Regions from separate parts of the Mus musculus genome. Here all the other regions are linked to region 1. Evidence: chromatin contacts called from ENCODE Hi-C or POLR2A ChIA-PET data. All regions are on one chromosome and are shown on one strand. Each heading gives the region's core, a stretch centred on a gene start or an enhancer-like site at or near the end of the contact. The rest is flanking DNA. Distances are from core to core; before and after follow the strand shown.

Region 1 (3,317 bases), core at 593-3,092:
GTATGACCAGGAGTAAAGTAAATGCAGAACAAAATATGAAAGTACACGGAATTATTACTGACTTTGGGTAGTAACAATTGAAATGATTCAAATTTTCTGAATTATGAGATTTGTTTTCCCCTTCTTGTACACATGTGAAATTTAAAACACAGAAACCATCTGCCGTTGTTTTATTAGCAGTTGGGGAATAACAGGAGAACTTGTAAGAGAGTACTGACATCTTTATTTCCAGCCGATACACAGACCAGATTGTGGTGCACACAAAGAACCTTCAGGCCCAGAGTCTAAAGATAAAATACAATAGTGATAATCTGACGGTATATTAAGAGCGGAACAAACTGCCTTTCAAGTTCACTTGAGAAATGTATGACAAAAAAAAAAAAAAACACTGAGAGGGCATCCTTGTATTTAAGTCAGGGAAGTTAACAAAGGAAGGGCTTTCCCAGGAAGAAAAGATAAATAGGTTTATAAAACTAAACTGGGAGCTATAATAGAAAAAAATTTAAAAAGGTTCTGAAATTTACTAGTCGAGTTGAAGTAATGTTCAAAAGCCTAAGGTATCTCGAAAACTTGTCTTAAGTTTTCTTTTTTCAATGTAACTCCACTTCCCCCAATACTCTTGGTTCGACAAAGCTGGGGTTAAAGGGAGAGGTGAAACACCGGAACCAAAACACAAAATTACGGCTCCAAATCACCGCTGTAACTACTTAAGTATTTATAATTGCTAAAATCATTCTTCGACTGTAACCCATCCTAAACCCCCGCCCCTCTCCCTAGAGAATAAAGCTCCCTTAAGCCCAACTGAGTCCCCCCCAGCAGGTACAAAGTGCCAGGAACCGTGTCCCGCCCAGCTGTCAGTGCCTTCGCCGGCTGAGAAGTCCCAGGGAGTGAACTCCGGAGCGCTCAGCGCCGGGAGCACGCGAAAGCGAGGCTCGGGAAGCCGGCTGCGCCCCAACTCCTTTTTGTTTTGTTTAAATCGGCCTGCAGAGGGAGGAGCCGGGCCTCGCCCGCGGGCCTAGTCGCCGGGTCAGGCCGAGCAGCGCCTCCCGGAGCCGGCCAAGTCCACCCCCACCTCTTTCGCCATTCATCGCTTCCTCCCCTCCCCCCCATCATGTGACCGCAGCCTGGACGCCAGGCTTGTTTTTCCCCCTTAGCGCAGCCCCACCGCGCACCGCGCAGGCGCCTCGGAGCCCATTCATTCGAACTGCGTAACAATGAGCCCCGGGCCCGACGGCTCCGCGAGCTCCCCCGCCCGGCCCGGGCCCCGGAGGCAGCTTCGCCTCCCCGGAGCCCCCGGCCCGCTGGAGCTCGCGGCCGGCGTCCGCCCTCGGCCCCCGCAGCGGGGAGTGGCGAGGCAAACTTTCCGGAGCCCTCCGGAGCGCCAGGCCCCTCCCCTGCCCCGGCCCCTTCCCCGCCGGCCCCCACCGCGAGCGCCACCGAGCCCCGAGCTCCGCCACCCCCACCACCCCGAGTCCTGGGAGCCGCGGCCGTCCAGGCTCGGAGAGCTCCCGGGAGGCCCGGACGGCGGGTTCCGCGCAGGGGATCCAGTGCCCAGAGTCCCAAGGGTCTCCGCTCTCGCGGCCGCTGCCCGGCCCCGAAGCTCCAGCCCCTCCCTTGCCCACCCCCCACCCCTCAGAAACCCCGCGACCACACAGAGTCAGGACGCAGGCCGTCTGTCGCGACAGCGTCGCCAGCTGCTTGCCTGCGCGTTTCCCGACGGCTGCCCACCTCTCTGTGGCGCGCCGCGACTCCCACCGCCGCGTTTACTCCTCAGCCGAAACTTTCCTACTTACCAAACCCGTCGCCATTACCAAGTCTTTCAAGCTTCGTCTTCCCCCTCCCCTGAAGCCCCCGGGGGGCTGAGCCTTCGTCCACCTTTCTCGTCTTTAATTGGTCTGAAGAACTGCCACTCTAAGGTTCCGCCTTTCCATTGGAAAGTGCCGTAGTCCGTCTCGGTGGGCGGGCATGTATTGACTTTTCTCTTGTGTTTACTGGAGAAGGTGGCTTGTCAATCACTACAGAAAGCGCTTTGGATTGGATTGCTGCCGAGACACGGGGGACGGGAGCCAAACTTTGCTATCGAAGTGGATTGTGGGTTAGTAGTCTCAGCCTTGCTCCTTAGCTGAGGAAATTACCGGGGGGGAGGAGCTGACTGAACTACATATCCCAGAGGTACGCGCACAACGCAGTCTTGATAGTAAACAAGAGTCATAGGGACACGTGTATCAGCTCGTTTGTTTTGGTGTCTGAGACAAAAGGGAGGGGGCGGAGGATAGGAGTGTTTTAAAGCCAGGGCCACCTCTCTTCCTTTAGGCCTCCCAGAGGGCCTAGAGCGTCCTTGGTTGGGTATTTCAGCACCCATTCCAGGCCATAAACAGCAGAGTCGCTTGCTGCTCAAAGTTTGGCTGGTGGCCAAGGTATTGTTTTAGTGCGAGGGGAAGAAGATGACTGCACAAGCGGAAGCAGTGCAGGCTAGCCAGGGACTTGATCACTTACAAATCACGGCCCAAGCACGTTGGGGATTACAAAAGTTGATTCAGTACTGCCCTCCCTTAGCAGATGAGCTAGACAGATTTTTTTTTTTTTTTTTTTTTAAACTTAACCAGCCCTTGACTCAATACGCCGCCAACAACAACTGGGGAAGATTTACCAGTGTCCAGTTTGACCAGAATTAGTTGAGACACAGCCAAGTGCCATGTACTGTAGGGTTTAAGAATGAGACAGTATCGGACTCAAGAATTTATACAGCTGTTTAGAGTACTGGACTATTGCTTTGAATTTGAGGCATTCGAAGCGATGTTTCCTTATTGGCCTACATTTTCTTTTAAATTAATACAGAGGAGTGTAGATAGACTGTATTTGTCCGAAGTTAGTTGCTAGGTTACTTGTGTCTTTGGTGAATATTTTTAACTGTCTCTCCCTCCCTAAGCGTTCAGACAGAAAACTGCCTTTCCACTCTGTTTCTACTAGAAGTTCCTCCTGATTTTTCTAAGGGAGTTACCAAAAGTGGGGAATGGCTTTTCTGTGTTAGTTGCTTCCTTTTAAAGGAGGTTGCTCATAGCATCTGGGTGCAGTCAGTCTGTAATTGGCATTTTTACTATTCACATTATAAGCATTACTATAGGCATTATTGAGCTTTTTTTCTTTGAACATGAAGTGTTTAATCATGTAGGGTATGGATTAGGTTTTATTTCTTCCTATTACTAGAAATGTGCTGAAATTGAGAAAGAAAGGAGTACGAATTCTGCTCAAGTCAATTTAGGGAAGAGCTCGAGGTCATCTTTCAAAACTGCCCGCATTTCTAGACCTGAAAGCTA
Region 2 (3,317 bases), core at 397-2,896, 320 kb before region 1:
TGTCATGTGCACCGATTCACACTTTCATCTAACAGCTACTAGATCAGGATGGGTACAAAACTGTAAATGGCAAGAAGAAAAAGACTGCTCTATCAATCCTCCTGATGACTTCTTTTTATCAAAGCTCTAAGCCTTATTTATAAATCTGTTGTGCATAAAAAAAATGACTTCTTGAATATGTGTGAGACTGTCATAAGTAGTACCAAATATGTCTGCTTGAAATCTGAGGTAGAAAGAACAGGGACAGCATTGTGTGACTGTAAGCTAAGGATCTCATCTGGAGTCTGACACTGACCAGTTAGGTGACTTAGGTTATGGAACAGAGCCTTTCTGGCCTTAAGCATGTGATCTATAGAACCCATGGTTGGTGGGAAGAACTTGGTACATCCCTTCCTACAGTATGAGTTACTGCTTCTTGTGAGGGAAGGAAAGGGCATGGTGTGGAGACCAGGACAGAGAAGAGCTGCAAACCAAGCAGATGAGGAGTTTCAAGTTTTTGAAAGACTGCGTGGACCCTGAGCCAGTCCATTTTATTGTCCCAAGTAAACAGTTTTGCACCCATCCTTTTATTTCTCTGCTCAAATGCAGGGCAGTTTAGGGGAAGGGGAGGGAGAGAGGAAGAGGGGGAAGAGGAAGGAGAGAAATGAAGAGGCGGTGGGGGGTGGGGGAAGAGGATGAAGGGGGAGGAAGGAGAGAGGAGAGAGAGAATATAGATATATAGACAGGAAAGATGTCCAAGGCATAACCATGGCTTTATTATACCTGTAATCAAGACACCCACCCCCCAAAAAAACCTAGGTTCTTTTAAAAAGGAGGTGAAAATCTATTTGTACACAGAATCAAGCTTTATATAAAGTAGAATTTTAATAGTTACCAGATTGCAAATTTGAGTTTCATTTTTAAAGACTACCTTTTATATAATTGGCTCCCATCTTTTATTTAATTATCCATTTGTTGTATGTATGCATGTGTATTCATCATGTGTTTATGTGCGTGCATGGGTGTTTCTGGGCGTCCCAGGGTGGAAGTGTGGCGGTCAGAAGACAACTTTGTGGAGTCGGTTCCCCTTCCACCAGGTGGTTTCTGGGTATCGAACTGAAATTCTCTCCCTTGGCTGCAAGGGCCCTTTACCTACTGAGCCACCCCGCCGGCCCTCCCAAAACTTTCTAACCTTACAAAGAGCATCGCACGCCGTAGCCTGAAGAAGCTAATCAAACATTTGGTACTGTTAAGGATCTGACGGTTTCCTACCTCTGTGGAGGAATAAAGGGCAGACAGAAGAGTAAAATGAGTCCTATTTCAGCATAAAGAAAGCTGGCAACCGCCGCCCATTGGATTGTCATCGTTTTGTTTTGTTTTTTCTTCACACCTATACAGAGAAAGATTTCAATTTTAGAGAAACATGGGTGAACGGCCAGACACGCGGCGTGGGGCCTGCCGGGAGTTCGCCTAACTCCGGGTGACGAGGCAGTGCGCCGGACGGCCCCGCAGGTTCTTCCCCGGTCCCGAGGTGGCTCGGGCCGCAGAACGCCGCGGCCCGAGCCGCCGGACGCGAGGTCAGCAGCGGGGCCGCCCGCCGCCCGTCAGGCTTACCCGCCGCCGATCGCTCCGCGTGCCCCGCCGCCCGCCTGCGCGCGCACGTCCCACGCCGCCGGGAGCGCGCCGGGCCCGGCTGAGGTCACACTGGCGCGACCGCGCCTCCCGCGGCCCTTGTTTCCTGGTGCGCGGCGTGAGGCGGCCGAGGCTCCTCCACGTGGGCTCGGTATCCCCGGAGGGCTGATCCCCGATGCGGCTGATGCCGGATGACGGGAGCCAGGGCCCGGGTCTATGGTGGGACCCAGCCAGGTGCCCTAGGGTGGTAACCTGCCTCCCTGCCCGGAGCTAAACTGAATTTAAGTCATGGCCCAGGCCTGGGGGGTCTGTGGAGCGTTTTGTGTTTTGCATGCTGTTTTCCTGGTCCTACCGTGCCCATAGGCAAGACCAGGCAACTTGTGGGAACTGCTGGGTCTACTCCTTTACCTAACCATATTCCCTTAGGTAACTAGATAGGCCCCAGAAACCTTTGAGGGTGGATGCTCTCATGCTTGGTTAACTTTGCATTCCACCTCTGGTTTCCCTGGTAACACTAGAAAGAAAAACCTAACTACTGCCTCTCCTTAGGCTTTCTGGTCAATTCCTGTAATATCCCTGCTCCAAGTAGAGACTTGGCATCCCGATAACATTACATACTACATTACATACTGTCTCCATTAAGCTGGCCAGGAGTTCACTATCCAGGAAAAAGGATTCACTTGGAGATGTGTTAAAGAGGTGGGAGGGATAATTATTCCATTAATACGACGCAGCACTTACACATCCCAAGATGGCACTCCTTGAAGGAGCTTCCTTCTGCCCTGTGGCAGTAGTAAGCTTGCTTGGTTTTCTGGGTTCTAATTCAGAAAAGCCTAACACCTGCCTCTGTTTTTCTTTAGTGGATGGCCAAAAGCCTAAGCAAGCTTTCTGCTGATAATGGGCTTTCTCATTTCTGAATACCTGCCCCCTCCCGGAAGTACTGGTAGACCTTCATTTCTGAACAAGGCAGTGTTATTGGACCCTTTATGCCTAAAGATGTAACTTTTGTCTTTTTCCTCCTCTTCTCCATCCCCTTGGCTACCTTTTTTTTTTGTTTTGTTTTGTTTGTTTTTAATTCCAAATTAATAGTATTGCCCTTTAAAAAAAGCTTTGGCATTCTTTTATTAACAAAACTAGGAATCTAAAAGGGAACTCCAAATACTTCCAGGTTTTCAACATATGTGAATATTTGCAAATCTCAGAATGTAACTTCAAAAGGTTAAAAATCCCCTGTAAGGCTGTTGTGCAGTTGCTCAGATGCTTAATTTAATCATGACTTTTGAGCAGCCCATGTTCATTTGGGTTTGTAGTGTCCTTCTGCTAAGTGTCTATTAGAAATGTCTATGCGCCGGGAATGGTGGCGCATGCCTTTAATCCCAGCACTTGGGAGGCAGAGGCAGGCAAATTTCTGAGTTCGAGGCCAGCCTGGTCTACAGAGTGAGTTCCAGGACAGCCAGGGCTATACAGAGAAACCCTGTCTCGAAAAAACAAAAAACAAAAAAACAAAACAAAAAAATGTCTGTGCTTAAATCTATGGTACGCTCTTTAGAACCTTCTTTGCGAGTGCACATGTATATGGTGGTGGAGGGCAAAGGTGGATGGCAATGTCTCCCTCACCACTTGCTCACGTTTTCTTGTTTTCTCGTTTTCTTGTTTCTTGTTTTCTTGTTTTGGAGAGTGTTTCTGAAGCTTCTGTGACTACATGA
Region 3 (3,317 bases), core at 385-2,884, 300 kb before region 1:
TAGCACACACATATATTCATCTACATACATACACATACAACTTAAAAAAGAAACTCTGATACTTTTATTCTAGTTTTTTTGTGAATCAGAAGGCAGAAACAACTTTATTATTTTAAATAATCTAAATTTATTACCAGTGAAGATATTCAGTTATTACCAAGTAAGTGCACCGTAAATAACTTTTATGCCCAAAGTACAAGTGATAAAATTGTTTAATATTTTTCATGTTGTACTTAAAGCTTTTGACTTCATAGTTTTTGTTTTTATATTCCATTTTGGCCTTTGTAATCTATTGCCAGATAAAAGCTAACTCTATAAAAGGCTAGTTGTTCAAAATTCAGTCTTTAATGTTTGGCAGTAGGCTAAATGAACACAAGGCCAATATACTGAAGGATGTCATGGCTTGCAAGAAATCTTTGGAAGTGTCAACACTGTTCAGAGGAAAATGGGAGCGTAATTAAGCTAAGTCAGAGATGGGCTATGTCGATATGAGGAATAAACACGGAGTAAACCACTAAGAGACTATTTGCAAAGGAGGGAAGAATCTTACACATTACAGAACTGGTACACACTAGGAGGTGGTGATCGGCAATGGCGTCATGACTGACTTTCTAAAGCATGATTTTGCTCTTACTCATTCTTGTGGCCAGACTAAATGGCAAAGTCTGCTTCAGTATGAATTTCTTGAATAAGCTATAGCTTTCAATCTTGATAGTAAATTAGGATGCAGAAACTTTTAGGAATAAAAATGCTTAAGTCACATCCAAGACCAAAAACAGCTCTCTGAACTTATGGGATGAAGGTATCAATATTTTGTTTTAAAGTTCTCCAAAGCATGCAGCACCGGACATAATATTTTGGTAATATGTGCTTCTACACCTAGAATTCCTTTTAAAATATAAGTGAATTTTTTTTTTTTTGAAAACTTGTGCTGGTATGTATAGTGGGCGTTAAAAACTTTATTGCATATTAATATGTAGACTAAAGTCAATCTTTTTTTTGTGAAAAACAAGAAAGCTAAGGAAAGAAAATCATCCTGTAATTCAGATAATGCTATTCGTCGTGTATGATTATTACAAACAAAGTAGTTTCGTAAACTATGCATACTGAAATCTAATGCAACTCTAGGCGCGCTGCCTCTCGCTACCGCATCGTGACTGAGGTCAAACACAGGAGGGAAAAATCTTCTGAGGCGATGTTAAGGGAATGCAAAATGCAGAGTAGCTCCAGACCAACTCAATAAATAGTTACGAATATTTAAACGTTTTTATTTTTAAGGGCAGAGCTTAACAACTATTCTTCCCCAGCATATACTGCCTGCTACCCGGGCTTGCCACTCCAGGCGGGGACTAGGTAAGGCTGAGCAGCCCTAAGCTCCCACGTGTTGGGCGAGGAGGGCCGTGACGCTCCCAAGAGCCTCTTCCCCACGCCGGAGTTCTCAGGCCCAATACTTGCGTTGGAGATCGGCGCGGTGGCTGCGTCCGGAGCGGAATGGGAGAAGGCCCCGGCGGCGACCTGTCTTTCCTTGCACGTAGGATTGTAGTACTTAGGTTCCCAAACGCAACCCGGGCCGGGCAGGTGGGGCGGCGCCTTGATTCTGCGTCACTTGGAGGGCGGGGCGATTGCAAGACGTCATCAACCCGGCACTTGCCAACATGGAAGGTGGAGACAGCACAATTTCCGTAGCAGGCCGTGGGGCTTCGGGTTCCGCAGTAGTGGCGGCGACCGTGCAGGCGATCCTGCAGGACGGTAAGGCGTCGGACGGTGGCCCGGCCTGGGTCGCCCTGCCTTGCGCAGAGTCCGAGAATCCTACCGGTCACTTTGCACAAAGTTTTCCTGTCTGGACTTGGCCACTCCCCTCCGCCCGGCCCCCTGGCGTCCGGGATTGTCCTGGTCCCCCAGTTTCACGGGGAACGTGTTCCTCTCTTCCCGTGGGTGTCTTGGGGAAAACACCTGGTGTCTAGTTGCTGGGGTTTGCACTGGATCATGATGCGCCCGGGACATCGCTGTAGTTCCTGCACGACGTGGTCGGGGCTGATAGCCGCTACTGCTGCTCAGTTCCTGACCAAGGATTGCACTGTCCGTGCCCAGAAGTGTGAACTCACCCTAGGTGACAGACCGCTCGCTGCTTAAGGAAAGGGATGGAGGATGCAAAATGTGGAGTTGGAAATTTCCGTGTTCAGTTCTTGGGCTATGCAGGTGCCTCTGTTATCCATACATGTCGAGTACTGAAGTCAGGATTACTGGTAGTTTGAAGAGAAATTATCCCAAGTAAATTAACTATATACCTTTCTATAGTATAGTACGCTTGAAAGTCAAGTTCGGTTGTATTAATGCTCAATCTGAGAGACAGAACAAAATTCAGTTTGCTAAAGGTATTAGGCCTTAATCATCCCATCTTTTCTCTAGTTGACACTAAGTTCTTTCATCTATTAAAAGCGTTTGCATTTATCACCTTAATTGCTTCCGAGGCCCTTGCGCCTCCTCCTCCCCAATCCCCTTCCCCCTTGTTTTTGAGACAGGGTTACTCTATGAAACCCTGACTGTTTTGGAACTCCCTGTAGATCAGTCAGTCTAGCCTTGAACTCACAGAGATACACCTGCTTCTGTCTACCACCTGCTGGGATCAAAGGCTACCAAGCCAAGCATAGGAACCTCTTTTTATATTCCACAGAGTTAAAAGCAGTATTCTGCATACAGTAGGAACAGATTTTTTTTTTTAATTTTCCACATAAGAGTGGCTTAAAGGATCAAACTGAAATTTAAATTATGGTGTTTTCCCTGATTGTTGAATATTTTATATCTTTTTAATAGATATTTTATATCTTGTCAAGACTAGTGATGTTTTTCAGAGTTAGGTTGTGGTATATTCTTAGAGTTTCTGCCTGATGCACCTCATCTTTGTGTCTTAATTGAAATTTAAATTTAACCAAGTTTCAAAATCCTGAAACGAGTGTGTGTGTGTGTGTGTGTTTAATAGCTGTCCAGCCTTTGAGCTTAAACTGAACTTAAAACTATGCTTGCTTTTTTCCTTCTGTGGTTTCAAATACAATTAAGTAAAGTCTCAGCAATTAAATAAAGCCCTTTGTTTTAAGGACATTCCCTTCCTTTGTGCTGTGGAGTTTATTCCTGTCTAGAATCCAAACACTCCCATTCTATAATGTTAAAATCACTTTGCAGAGGTCCTCATTGGTTCCTTGGAAGTAAGTCAGATGGGCACTTCTGCTTCTTATCCTATTTAAACTTGTAAAAGCTTGGCTCTTTCCTTGAAGTAATTTGTTATATGATATAAGGATCCCACACTATTTGTTTATTTT

What was found. A loop is a pair of places that touch in the nucleus more often than their neighbours do. ChIA-PET counts read pairs that join two places held with the same protein, here RNA polymerase II (POLR2A).
Region 2: a loop to region 1 is called in a map of T-helper 2 cell, with 2.7 times the contacts of the local background. The contact joins the promoter of Bcap29 here to the promoter of Hbp1 in region 1. A Hi-C loop is called at or near these places in 2 of 37 maps with a recorded cell type or tissue (T-helper 2 cell and left cerebral cortex). POLR2A ChIA-PET finds 5 or more read pairs at or near these places in 3 of 5 experiments (Patski and embryonic stem cell).
Region 3: a map of regulatory T cell shows a loop between it and region 1 (2.7-fold over the local background). The contact joins the promoter of Cog5 here to the promoter of Hbp1 in region 1. A Hi-C loop is called at or near these places in 1 of 37 maps with a recorded cell type or tissue (regulatory T cell). POLR2A ChIA-PET finds 5 or more read pairs at or near these places in 2 of 5 experiments (Patski and embryonic stem cell).

What each region holds. Positions count from the first base shown.
Region 1 is chr12:31,948,403-31,951,719 of GRCm38, forward strand. It overlaps Hbp1 (high mobility group box transcription factor 1), which reads right to left and starts at 1,843. Exons shown (of 11, transcript NM_153198.3): 1 at 1,794-1,843. The coding sequence starts at 1,808.
Region 2 is chr12:31,633,012-31,636,328 of GRCm38, forward strand. It overlaps Bcap29 (B cell receptor associated protein 29), which reads right to left and starts at 1,647. Exons shown (of 8, transcript NM_001164090.1): 1 at 1,594-1,647; 2 at 1,252-1,369. The coding sequence starts at 1,343.
Region 3 is chr12:31,653,235-31,656,551 of GRCm38, forward strand. Cog5 (component of oligomeric golgi complex 5) reads left to right here and starts at 1,635. Exons shown (of 23, transcript NM_001163126.1): 1 at 1,635-1,749. The coding sequence starts at 1,656. Dus4l (dihydrouridine synthase 4-like (S. cerevisiae)) reads right to left here and starts at 1,592. Exons shown (of 7, transcript NM_028002.2): 1 at 1,456-1,592.